Regions from separate parts of the Homo sapiens genome. Here region 2 is linked to region 1. Evidence: read pairs that join two places in POLR2A ChIA-PET (ENCODE). Cell type or tissue: GM12878. All regions are shown on one strand. Links, peaks and the distances in the headings refer to the core of each region. The heading gives the core; the rest is flanking DNA. Region 1 has its middle 19 kb from the start of BETALINC1. Region 2 has its middle 17 kb from the start of LINC00656.

Region 1 (2,913 bases), core at 133-2,632:
CTGTGCCAGGATCCGGAAACAAAATGAGCACCCTGGAGAGGCAACTGTCCCTCCTTGTAATCCTGGGTGGAAGTTTATAGTATTCAATTAGTTATTCCAGAGCCTTGTTGGTGTGCAGACTATTTTCTACCGCCCTCCTGACAATGATTAAGCAGAAGGAGGGAGAAAAGGACAAATCTATATTAATAGCCCCCTCTATTTAAACAACCCTGTGATTTTCATCATGTGGAGGCTGGAGATTGTGTTTTTTCAGTTCTTTCTGTCACCAACTCAGCTACTGGATGTACCTGGGTACACACCTGCCAACAGAGACCCAGCAAGAGATGGAGGCTGGAGGGAGAGGCATGAGCTTAAAGCACCAGCCATAACAGAGAACTTACAGAAAGATAATGTCATTCAGTGTTATCTGGTAGAAAACTCCAATGTTCCTAAGATCCAGCTAAGAAGTGCTCCCATTCTCCATTCCCAAGGTTCACCCCTGGAACAGTCTGGAATTGTCTTTAGAGGAAAAGAATTCAATCACTTCAGAAAATCAGCAAATATATATTAAGCACAAACAAAATTCAAGGTATGGTATACCTGCAAATAGATTGAGATATGAGAATTTTCCCATCTTTAAGGGATTTATCATTGTAAAGGAAGTTATTAGAAGTAGGACCTGGGACGTGGATGGTAGGCATAGGCTGGCTGTTCAGAGGCCTATGCACAAGCATTCCCTGCCACAAGGGTGGAGCTCCATTTCCAGCTTGTGACTGCTGGAGAGACAGTGGTGTGTGGAGTTGGGGGGCATTATATGGATGTGTGCCCCTTTAAGAAGGTTTTGATGGGCGGGGCGTGGTAGCTCACACTTGTAATCCCAGCACTTTGGGAGGCCAAGGAGGGTAGATCACTTGAGGTCAGGAGTTCAAGACCAGCCTGGCAGACATGGTGAAACCCCGTCTCTACTAAAAATAAAAAAACTAGCCGGGCATGGTGGCAGGCGCCTGTAATCCCAGCTACTCGGGAGGCTGAGGCAGGACAATTGCTTGAACCCAGCAGGTAGAGGTTGCAGTGAGCAGAGATCACACCACTGCACTCCAGCCTGGGTGACAAAGTGAGAATCTGTCTAAAAAAAAAAAAAAGAAGGTTTTAATGACTAACTTCAGTAGCCTTGTTACCTGCCTGAGCAAGCCCACTCCAAAAATACCCTCTTGTCCCCCAGCCACTTTGCAGCTAGCAGTGGTCATAGGGTAGGGTTCTGGTTTGGGCCAGCGAGATGTCTGCTGGGAGAGGCTTCCAGAAAAGCTTTGCATTCCAGATGAACACACAGACTCAGCTGGTACATTTGTTTGCCATTTAGTGTGCTCCACCCTTCTCCCCCTTCTCCCTACCTGGAAAAGAATTGTGAGGCCTCCAGGGACAGGGGACGGTAGCCATTTAGCCACCACAAGGCAACATGAATCATTCATATTCCAAAGCCCTAGGGATGTAGAATTGAAACAGAAGTGTCCTCTACCCAACCTCGACTACCTACTCAAGACTTCCTGTTATGCAGAAGGAAAAAAGTCCCTGTTAATATCTTCCGTAGCAGTCAGGTGTTTTGTGGTTTGCAGCCGACTTCACCACTAACAGAGATACCAACACGCTTAAGTTATGCGACCAATAGACACAGAAGATGAAAGTCGTTGCAAGAAATTTCCATTGTCTTGATCTTGAACTGACTTCATCAAGAATATTACCTATCTCTTCAGCTGTGAAACTTCTGACCAATGGAAGAGGATTTGCAGATTCTCAGGGCAAAACCAGATGAAATGGTTGGCAACTGTAAGGTTTTTATTTTATTGCAGGTGGCATTTAAGGCCCTCAGCTGAGTGGGTGCCTACGCGGCAACGTAGTTAAAACAAATGGCATAAAGCAGGTCTTCTGGTCACTGTGGAGTGGCTTACTAACTCAACTGCTCCAACCAACAGGCTGCATTTGGGCTTTTCTAAGACAGGAACCCTATCTTCTCCAGATATTATTTACTTTCCTTTACTTTCCTCCTTTTTTTTTTTTTTTTTTTTTTTTTGAGACGGAGTCTCACTCTGTCGCCAGGCTGGAGTGCAGTGGCGTGATCTCGGCTCACTGCACCCTCCACCTCCCGGGTTCAAGCGATTCTCCTGCCTCAGCCTCCATAGTAGCTGGGACTGTAGGTGTGTGCCACCACACCCAGCTAATTTTTGTATTTTTAGTAGAGACAGGGTTTCTCCATGTTGGCCAGGATGGTCTGGATCTCTTGACCTTATGATCCACCCACCTCGGCCTCCCAAAGTGCTTAGATTACAGGCGTGAGCCACTGCTCCCGGTCTTACTTTCTTCTTTCAAAGGGTCTCCTGATTCTGTTCTCACTGGGAAGCAAGGCTTCCAGAACTAAAGGCACAGAAGTAGACCATGGCTGGGAACCGTACTCTGGGATAAGACCTCTGAATGAATGCACTACTTTTTTTTTTTTTTTTTTTTTTTTGCCCTTGATCAAGTTTTTTTTCATTTTTAAATTTTTAACTGTGCTTAAAAAAAACATAAAAATTTACCATTTTAACCATTTTTAAGTGTACGGTTTGTAGGGTTAAGTATATCTACATTATTGTGCAGATCTCCAGAGGTCTTTCATCTTGCAAAGCTGAAACTTTGTGCCCCCTGAACAACAGCTCCCCATTCTCCCTCCCCAGCCCCTGGCAACCATCATTCTACCTTCTGTTTTTATGAATTCGTCATTCTAGGTAGCTCGTATAAGCAGAGTCATACAGTATTTGTCTTTTAGTAACTGATGTATTTCACTTAGCATAATGTCCTCAAGGTTCATCTATGTTGCAGCATGCGACAGAATTTCGTTTCTTCTTTAGGCTGAATCATATTTCATTGTACGTGTCTATATACCACACTTCTTTATCCATT
Region 2 (2,913 bases), core at 279-2,778, 1.6 Mb before region 1:
ACAGGTAGGATTTGGAAATATGAACAAAAAGGTGGGCTTTGCAGTTTTCACAGTCAGAGATCATCTGGTCAAATTTCTTTATTTTCCAAATGGAAAAACTGGCTCCAGTGAGGTAAGTCTCTGGTTCAAAGTCACCCATTTTCCAAAGGTCTGGTCTGGATCTGAGATTGCTCCAAGCCCAGTACAGCTTGCCCTGTGTGGCATTGGGTCTGAGTGACTCATGCACGACCTAGCAGGAGAGACAGACTAGAAAAAAGCTCCAGGGTCTAAAACCCAAGGCCAGATGGTGAGTCGTGGGCCAGTGAGGGAGATGATACACAGAGAGCAGCAGCCTGATTTGGAGGGGATCTGTCTTGCAGGGACCACTCTGAGGTGTGTTCCAGACCATGCTCAGCGGTGCCCAGCAGGATGGAGCTCTGCTGTTTGTGGAGGCCACCTGCTCACGCACCCACTGAGCTCATGACTCCTCCCACCCTGCCCTGCTTCACGGCCCTGCCCCTGAAGGCTGCCTCCTGGGTCCTCTCCAGATAAGCCACATTCACTTGCATCCTTAACTGGACACTTCTATCCAAAGACAGGCTGGAGCCTTTGGAAGCTGACAGCCACAGCTTGGGGAACAGTGTGACCCCAGGCTTTCCTGGCATTCACGTTGAATCACTTGTCTAATGTCACACAGCATTTAAGAGGCAGATCCAGGATTTGAAGCAGATCACTGGGCCCTGGAGGCTACACTGTTCACCACCCTGCTGTGATGCCTTCAGAAGATAAAACAGGCACATTCCGGGTAAATATGCAGGCTAACGCATGCATGGAAAAAATTTCCCTGGTATGAACATGTACGTGAGTAGAAAAAGTTGCTTAAGACCTATGATGCCAGAGAAAGTGGGCATGACTGTGACTCAAGATGTGGAGCTGGCGTGAAAAGAGGGGCAGGAACTGCATCCGCAGTGAGCCTCCCATGCATTCCTGGGGGCTCCAGCAGCAAAGCAGGATTTTGGAAATAAGGAAAGCTGCTTGTTCGAAATAATTTTCTTCTGTCAGTCCAGCCTTTAATTAGCCAAGGTAAAAACATTGAACTAGGAATCCCGAGACTTAAGCTTGAGTCCTGACCCAACCTATAAATTCACTGTGTGACCTTGGGAGGCTTGCATAACCTCTCTGAGCTTTCCCTTCTTTGTAAATTGCACAATATTACCTTCAAATGTAATCATGTGAGAAAGAAACTGCAGCTGCTTCTTGGGTTTAGAGCTGCAGCATCTGTGTGGGTTCTCAGAAGTACCATAGCCCTGACTACAAATTATCTCATAGCCAAGAGAACAACCTCATGGAACTCGAAAGTTGAAATTCACTCAGTCTGGGTTTTTTATATTTATTCTGGGGAACTTTTGGGGAAATGACTACAGTCAACCACTCTTATGCAACAATAAAGACGCAGACATTTTTTGAAAGAAAACTGAGTTCTAGTCAAATTAATGAGATTAATATAAGTAATTAATTTATTGGAGAAGAATTTATCAATTTGGATAGCCTTTTATTTTCATTTGGAATTTGAAATTACATTAGTAGAGATAAGTTGATGGTTTTTAGTTTCATTATTATGACACGTTGCATTAAAAACAATACTTTCCAGGTGACATCGATAGTTAAGAAAAAGTTAGAGGATAAAACCTCAAAAAGAGTAAGAAATCTAAAAGTCTAGATCAGTGTTTTACAGAACTCAGGTTTTCAGATGACTCCTTTGGGATAATCAGCTTTCTGCAGTTATGTTATGTATGGGACATTTTTGGGTGGCAATAAAGAAAAAGAGGTAGGGGTCAGGCCTATGGGACTGGGAGGCCCGCTACGCAACTCAGAATGGCTGGGACTTCTCGGAGCCCATGCTTCCATTTAGAGGGCCCAATAGAACCGTTTTCTTTGTGGCAGATAAAACCATGGCTAAGTGCAGTGGCTTACGCCTGTAACCCCCACACTTTGGGAGGCTGAGGTGAGAGGGTCATTTGAGGTCAGCAGTTCACAACCAGCCTGGCCAAAATGGTGAAACCCGTCTCTATTAAAAATACAAAAATTAGCTGGGCATGGTGGCAGGCACTTGTAATCCCAGCTACTCAGGAGGCTGAGGCAGGAGAATTGCGTGAACCTAGGAGACGGAGGTTGCAGTGAGCAGAGATCTCACCACTGCACCCAAGCCTGGGAGACAGAGCAAGACTCTGTCAAAAAAAGAAAAAAAGAAAAAAAAAAAAACCACACAAAAACAAAAAGGACCCAGAAGCAGTCCTTCAGGTTAAATGATACTTCCTTGTCATATGAAGGCCGCATGGGCCCAGTGCCCTGCTGGGCAAATGGAGTTTCCCAGTAATTCGGAATTGGGGGAACCTACACTGTGAGCCCCATGGCGCTCTGAAGGCTGAGACTTGGTGTTAGCCAGGAACTGTCCTTTTGTTGTTGTGTTACATCACTGTGTTAAATTGAACCATTCTGGTGTTCTAGGCTTGTTTTATCATATTTGTAAATGTTTCGGTTTAGTAGTTACAGGAGAGTTAGAGCGTATGGTAATGTTATCTGATCTGACTAAAGTACTATTTAAGGACAGCGGTGGGAAATATGGCCTATGAGAGCCCAAATGTTACAGGCTACAACTGAGACTCCAAAGAGAACCTGGCCTCTCAGACTCAGCAAATGGAATTCTTGGTTCAAGGGCTGGTTTGCCCAGCATGTGTCGGTGCCCACACTTGGAGCAACCTGCCAGCACCAGGATGGGTCCCACTGGAGGAAGCAGCAGTCGATGCTCTAATGCGGTGGGAAGAACAAGGAGCAATTCTGAAAACAGAAGTGTCAAAGTTACCATCCCTTCTCTTGGTTCCTGAGAATCCTTGGCCAGAAGACACAAACACCTGCCTTCCTTGCTCCAGGAAC

What was found. ChIA-PET counts read pairs that join two places held together with the same protein. Peaks named below come from ENCODE experiments on the same cell type or tissue, not always from the same donor. Only the 100,000 strongest peaks of a DNase experiment are listed, where the experiment ranks them.
Region 2: POLR2A ChIA-PET joins it to region 1 with 16 read pairs; 1 of 35 experiments calls an interaction of 5 or more read pairs at or near these places.

Annotation. Positions count from the first base shown.
Region 1 is chr20:21,547,193-21,550,105 of GRCh38, reverse strand. No RefSeq gene overlaps it. Among named protein-coding and RNA genes, the nearest start is that of BETALINC1, 19 kb to the right of the region's middle. In GM12878, for the core only: no CTCF peak of the experiment used is centred there; a DNase peak (open chromatin) is centred at 1,575.
Region 2 is chr20:23,114,328-23,117,240 of GRCh38, reverse strand. No RefSeq gene overlaps it. Among named protein-coding and RNA genes, the nearest start is that of LINC00656, 17 kb to the left of the region's middle. RefSeq lists silencers at 250-432, 370-439. In GM12878, for the core only: no CTCF peak of the experiment used is centred there; a DNase peak (open chromatin) is centred at 1,310.